Linked DNA regions of Homo sapiens: region 2 is linked to region 1. The links are chromatin loops, found by intact Hi-C in ENCODE. Cell type or tissue: mammary epithelial cell. All regions are shown on one strand. Links, peaks and the distances in the headings refer to the core of each region. The heading gives the core; the rest is flanking DNA.

Region 1 (2,924 bases), core at 168-2,667:
AAATCCAATATCTTTGCCATGGCCCATAAGACTTTTCATAACATAGTTTTTGACTACATATCTGAAGGGTTTTTTTCTGCCACTCTGCACTTAATCACTGAATTCCAGCAACTGAACTTTCTTCGTCATCCTAAATATATTCTCATCTGAAGTCCTTCACACTTGAGTTTTCTCCTTCAGAATATCCTTCTCCCTTCCCCAAAATTTTTACACAATTCAATATCCCATTTCATTCAGGTTGTATTAGTCAGTTTTTTGCTTTACTATAAAGGAATACCTGAGACTAGGTAATCTATAAAGAAAAGAGGGTTAATTGATGTATGGTTCTGCAGGCTGTACAAGCATGGCACCAACATCTACTCAGCTTCTGGTGGGGCCTTAGGAAGCTTACAGTTATGGTGGAAGGCAAAGCAGGAGCTTGCACCTCACATGGCAAGAGTGGGAGCAAGAGAGGGAGAAGGGGGAGGTCCCAGACTCTTTTAAGTAACCAGATATCATGTTAACTGAGAACTCAATTATCACCAAGAGGTTGGTGCTAAACCACTCATGAGGGATCCACCCCCATGATCCAATCACCTTCCACCAGGTCCCACCTCCAACACTGGGAATCACATTTCAGTATGTGAATTGGAGGGACAAATGTCCAAATGACATCACAGGTCTTGGCCTTCATTTCATTTCATCATCAAAAATGTCCCTAACCCTCTTATTTAAAAGATTACTCCACATCGTTCTCTGGTGTCTAGCATAATGGTTGACTTTTTTTTCTCAAAGTATGTACATTACTAACCATTATTCATTAAAATCACAGGTAGATTCTGAAGGCCAAAGAAAAATATTTGAATGGGTCCTTTCAACTAAAGAATATATTTTCCATGGTTTTTAACATAATTAAAATAATGGTCCAGCTAAAATTCTAAAACTTAAAGGTGTGGCTTAAGTATTTTGAGGCTCTCAAATAGAGAACAGAAGTGGAATGGGATTTGGCACTCAAGATGCAAGTGGTTGGCCCTGCCTGATAACCAGATGACAGGCCTGTCTGTGAAAGTTTTTCTCTAGATTCTTTCCACATCACAATTTGAAAGTTACATCTACATGTTTTTCTGATGGTGTAGGTGGGCTGTTTTCTTATGCTCCCTGACCTACTTTAACAGGAATCTAGGATAAATGTACATTCTGAACCCATGAGTAAAATGTGTATGATGTGAGGAACCTACAGAATGGAAGTCTAGCACCAGCTGTCCCATGTAGTTTTCCAACTTCATGCTACATAAAGCAGAGAAGAGAGGCGTCATGAATTGATGAAGTATAGTTCAGCAACCTGGGGCTTTCAGATTTTTGCCAGATGAAAAGACAACTGGAGCTGGCTTTTAAGTACCGGCATAATCTTTTAATTCTGGCAAAAGTTTATGAGTAAGAGATTGCCTAATCCTAAATGATGCCAACAATCTGTAACTACATTACAGAATCCTGATGTCAAAGAATTTGCTTCCAATAAATTTGCTCAAACTTCTATGAGACATAAAATACCTTTATGAACAGTAATTGTTATTGTGTCTTGGTGAGCTAATAACAAGTACAGGCGTATCTCCAGGGCAAGAATGGGGTGGAGGATGGATCATGGGGAAATAACTTTAAAATGGTCTCCAGGGCTAAAGCAGATGGTAGTATATTTGAAAAACGCAGGATAATAAATTATAGCTATTTACATTTCTGCTCTGAAGGCAATTCCTGTGTTTTCTGTAGGATGACTTCTTTGCAAAGGATTATTAACTTCAGAGAGAACTACAACAAATGATATTTTAATGACTAGTATAGTATTAAAAATGTGTTCCTTTTGTTGTGATTTTACTGAAAAAAATCATATTTTGGTAGAGAGATCTTGATTATATTTTAGAAGCTCTGCTGAGTCTTTCTCATGAAGTAAAATGGTAACACATTTTAGGAAGAAAAATACTAACATGGGTTTCCCTTTCAGAAATTACTCATTTCAACAAATATTTAACAAGGTCCTGTTATGGTCACGGCATGGCACTATGCCAGGTACTAAGAGGAATTAAATATATCCCTTGACCTCAAGCCATTTATGATTTTGTGGAGAATATTTCAAAAGCTAAATTTTCTGTATGATATAAGGTATAGTAACAATATGTAGCTGACCCACCCCACTCACATTTATAGTAGCTGATTTTGTAATATCTGCTTTTAAGACCTTTCTAGTTGGGAAAAAAAGCACCATAAACTCTTTCTGATAATAACCAAACAATTTGTAGTGTTGGATAAATGTAATCAGCAATGATGAGAAAACATGATGGACTGACTGATGAGGTGGAAGACTTTGATTGCCTGAATATGTGGTAAGATCGTGTATGTATATGCCTAGAAGCCAAAGTATGATTTTCGCAAAGGGTTGTCGTAATACAAAACCCTTAAGAAAAGGGAAAGTGAGATATCAGAAAAAAAATACATTTTTGGCTTGAGCAAGGGAATATTTGATCGCTCTAGGAGGAGAATCTATTGACATAACCTCACAGTTCAGGGAAAAGCTACAAGGAATTGTGACACTGTGGAATATAAGGAAAAAATGGATAGAGACTGGGTATGAAGGGAGGCTCCTTGAAGGAAGTGGTTTTTCATCTCAGCTTTGAAGGTTATGCATGGGTGTAATATGTGGAAAAGAATGATTGAGTCAGAGGAACCAGAGGGACCAAATGTATGAAACCCTGAACTTGCTGGGAAACTTGTGGAGAAAAATAATTTCACTGCCTTGTTGGTAAAAGCTAAGGAAGCAAAGATAGTTTGCAAGTAGTTCACCGAGGGTATTATTCAGTAAGCAATGAAGAGAATGTAGGGTGTGAAGAATAATGCAATGAGACTAGAGTTTTAGAAAGATAACTTTGGAAGGGCAATGTAAATGACAAGGA
Region 2 (2,924 bases), core at 201-2,700, 120 kb before region 1:
TTGTCTTCTTGTCTTATCAATAACCATCATATATTTGATAGTTAGAGAGCCAATTTTCTGATAAATAGTTCACATGGTGAGAAATAATAGATCAGGATGAAGAAAATAGGTTTTTGTTCACCCATGGAAGATTCCACACCCTTAAAGCACTGCTCTGTGAGTGCCTGACCTTCAGTGTGTCACATGCAGTTGCTTAATGATAAACCAAAGTTGCTGTCAACCTGGGAAATTTTGCTGTTTCTCATATTAACCGTGCAGCTTCAACCAGATCCTTTCACCCATTCCTCCCTTGCTTTGTTCCTTGCTAAAGTAGGACACCAGCCAAGGTAACAATCCAGGGAAAAGAAGGCATATAAAATATACAGTGCTTTGCCTTCTTATTAGTTTGTTAAGCTAATCTTAATTTCTAAAGTTATTCTCTTAGTCTCTAAAAATCTCTAACTCAAAGCAGCCAAGATTGAGACACATGTGGCTTTCTTAAACCCAAAGCCAGCATTGCTAATTGTTTACAGCACCACTTTCTCCTACTGCTTTGGGATGTGAGACCTCAGAACCTCAGGCAGTTACTTTAGAACTGACAGGTAAAGACAGTCTATTTGCCATTCCTGCAGCTGCTAAGCCAGGCATTTTCTTTGAATCCTAGCCATGGTTTGGGTGCCAAAGGAGTCAATTTCCCTTGCATTTGCGTGGTGCAGTGTTTGTGTGTGTAATTTAGTAGATCATGGCATCACTAATGGGTGACTGCTGAGAAGCTTTTAATTTGCATGGAACACATCCCTATGCTGAAAAGAAAGCCAAACTTTGCTTATGAATTGTCATCTGTCATTGAGAGAAAGTCTCGAAATGTGGACTCACTTTCTTGAGGCTTTCTGGAGAGTTTAAATACAACTCTAGGGCTGGGCACAGTGACTCATGCCTATAATACAAGTGATCCAGGAGGATGGCTTGAGGTCAGGAATTTGAGACCACCCTGGGCAACATAGCAAGACTCTGTCTCCAAATTATTTTGTTTTTAATTAGCCTAGCATGATGGCATGTACCTGTAGTTCTAGCTATGCTGGAGAGCCCAGGAGCTCGAGGTTACAGTGAGTTATGATCACACCACTGCACTACAACCTGGACAACAGAGCAAGACTCTGACTCTAAAAACAAACAAACGTACAGACATAACTCTGTGTAGGGGAAAGGCATTTTAACCTCTTTTTATCCATCCCCTTCCCAGGTCTCCTTTAAAAGAGAGAGGGGAAAACTGCTGGAATAATTGGTCAGAGATCAAGAATTAATTGCACCATGAATATTAATGGATAGGGCCACTGCATTAAAAGGCCTTAATTCCTCTTCAGCTATTCTCTACGTGCCTACACTACACACAGCTTGGTCAGTAAGTCAAATTAGGACTTGCCCTTGGCAGAACTTGTCAGCTGCCTCTCTTGTTCTGAAACTTCAAGAAACACTCACCTAGCTGAGTCAGGGTTTTCCTTGGAGCCCTGCCATCACGCTGCCTGCATGCTAAATCACTCTGGATGTGGCAATGGGTTAGTGTCTCATTCACTTTCAATTCCTTCTAACAAAAATATTTTGAGCACCCACTATGTGTAGACATCATTGTAGGTGGTATACATCCATCCAACTATATATATATACATATACATATGTTTGTGTATATATATAATTCTAGTCAATAACTAAGTAAAACCTAGAGTTCATCAAATGGTGGTAAGTGCTTTGGAACAAAATTAGACAGGCAAGTGGACCAGGGAATTCAGGGAGGGAAGGGAGATGTGTTCTGATTTCAAGTTGTATGGTGAGGAAAGCCCTCACTGAGAAAATGACAGTCGAATCATACCTGAAGAAGCCAGGATCTGGTCTTGTGACAATTTGGGGACAAGGAAAATCCAGATATGAAAAAGAGCAAAGGCAAACAGGAGGAGGCATTTCTGTGTGTCTGTGAGTAGTAAAGAAGCTGAGTTGCCTGGACAGAGTGAGCAAGAGAAGAGTGACAGGATGGGACATCAGAGTTACCAGGTAGACAGAGGGCAGCAAACTGCATGGGACTTCTGGGTCACTATGATGGCTTTGGGTTTTACTCAGGGAAAGAGGGAATAAACAAAGACATTTCAGGTTGTCTAAGTTTCCTGTTGATGCTATTTCAAATTTGTCATAAATTACCACATGGTTAGCAGTTTAAAATACCACAGATCGACTCTGTTATAGTTCTAAAAGTCAGAAGTCCAAAATCAGCTTCACTGGGCTGAGATCAAGGTGTAAGCAAGCCTGTTTTTTTTTTTTTTCCAGAGGCTATGAGAAGATAATCTGTTTCCTTGCCTTCTTCAGGGTTTAGTGACTACCCATATTCCTTTGCTTTTTGCCCTGCTTCCATCTTCAAAGTGCATCACTCCAATCTCTGCCTTCATCCCAGTACTTTATCATCTGACTCCTCCAGCATCCCTCTTATTAACATTTTTGTGATTACATCAGATCTACACAGATAATCCAGGCCCATCACCCCATCTCAAGATTCTTAACTTGCTGGCTGGGTACAGTGGCTCAGCACTGTAATCCCAGCACTTTGAGAGGCCAAGGCAGGAGGCTTACTTGAGGCCAGGAGTTTAAGACTAGCCTAGGCAACATAGAGAGACCTTGAATCCACAAAAAATAAAAATAAAAAAATTAACTAGGCATGCTGGTGTGTGTCTGCAGTCCCAGCAACTCAAGTGGAGGATCCCTTGAGCCCAGGAGTTGGAGGCCACAATGAGCTATGATCATGCCACTGCACTCCAGCCTAGGTGACAGAGCAAGACCTTGTCACTAAAAAAAAAAAAAAAAAAAAAAAAAAAAAAAAAAAAAAAATTAATTCTTAACTTACTTTTTTCTACAAAGCCTCTTTTTCCATATAAGGTAAAATTCACAGGTTCCAGGGGTTA

What was found. A loop is a pair of places that touch in the nucleus more often than their neighbours do. Peaks named below come from ENCODE experiments on the same cell type or tissue, not always from the same donor. Only the 100,000 strongest peaks of a DNase experiment are listed, where the experiment ranks them.
Region 2: a loop joins it to region 1, with 2.1 times the contacts of the local background. A loop is called at or near these places in 3 of 110 quality-filtered maps.

What each region holds. Positions count from the first base shown.
Region 1 is chr5:160,836,492-160,839,415 of GRCh38, reverse strand. The region is part of intron 1 of ATP10B (ATPase phospholipid transporting 10B (putative)); the gene reads left to right. Among named protein-coding and RNA genes, the nearest start is that of ATP10B, 14 kb to the left of the region's middle. In mammary epithelial cell, for the core only: no CTCF peak of the experiment used is centred there; a DNase peak (open chromatin) is centred at 1,485; H3K27ac peaks cover 2,485 bases.
Region 2 is chr5:160,958,509-160,961,432 of GRCh38, reverse strand. No RefSeq gene overlaps it. Among named protein-coding and RNA genes, the nearest start is that of LINC02159, 21 kb to the right of the region's middle. In mammary epithelial cell, for the core only: no CTCF peak of the experiment used is centred there; a DNase peak (open chromatin) is centred at 1,462; H3K27ac peaks cover 1,768 bases.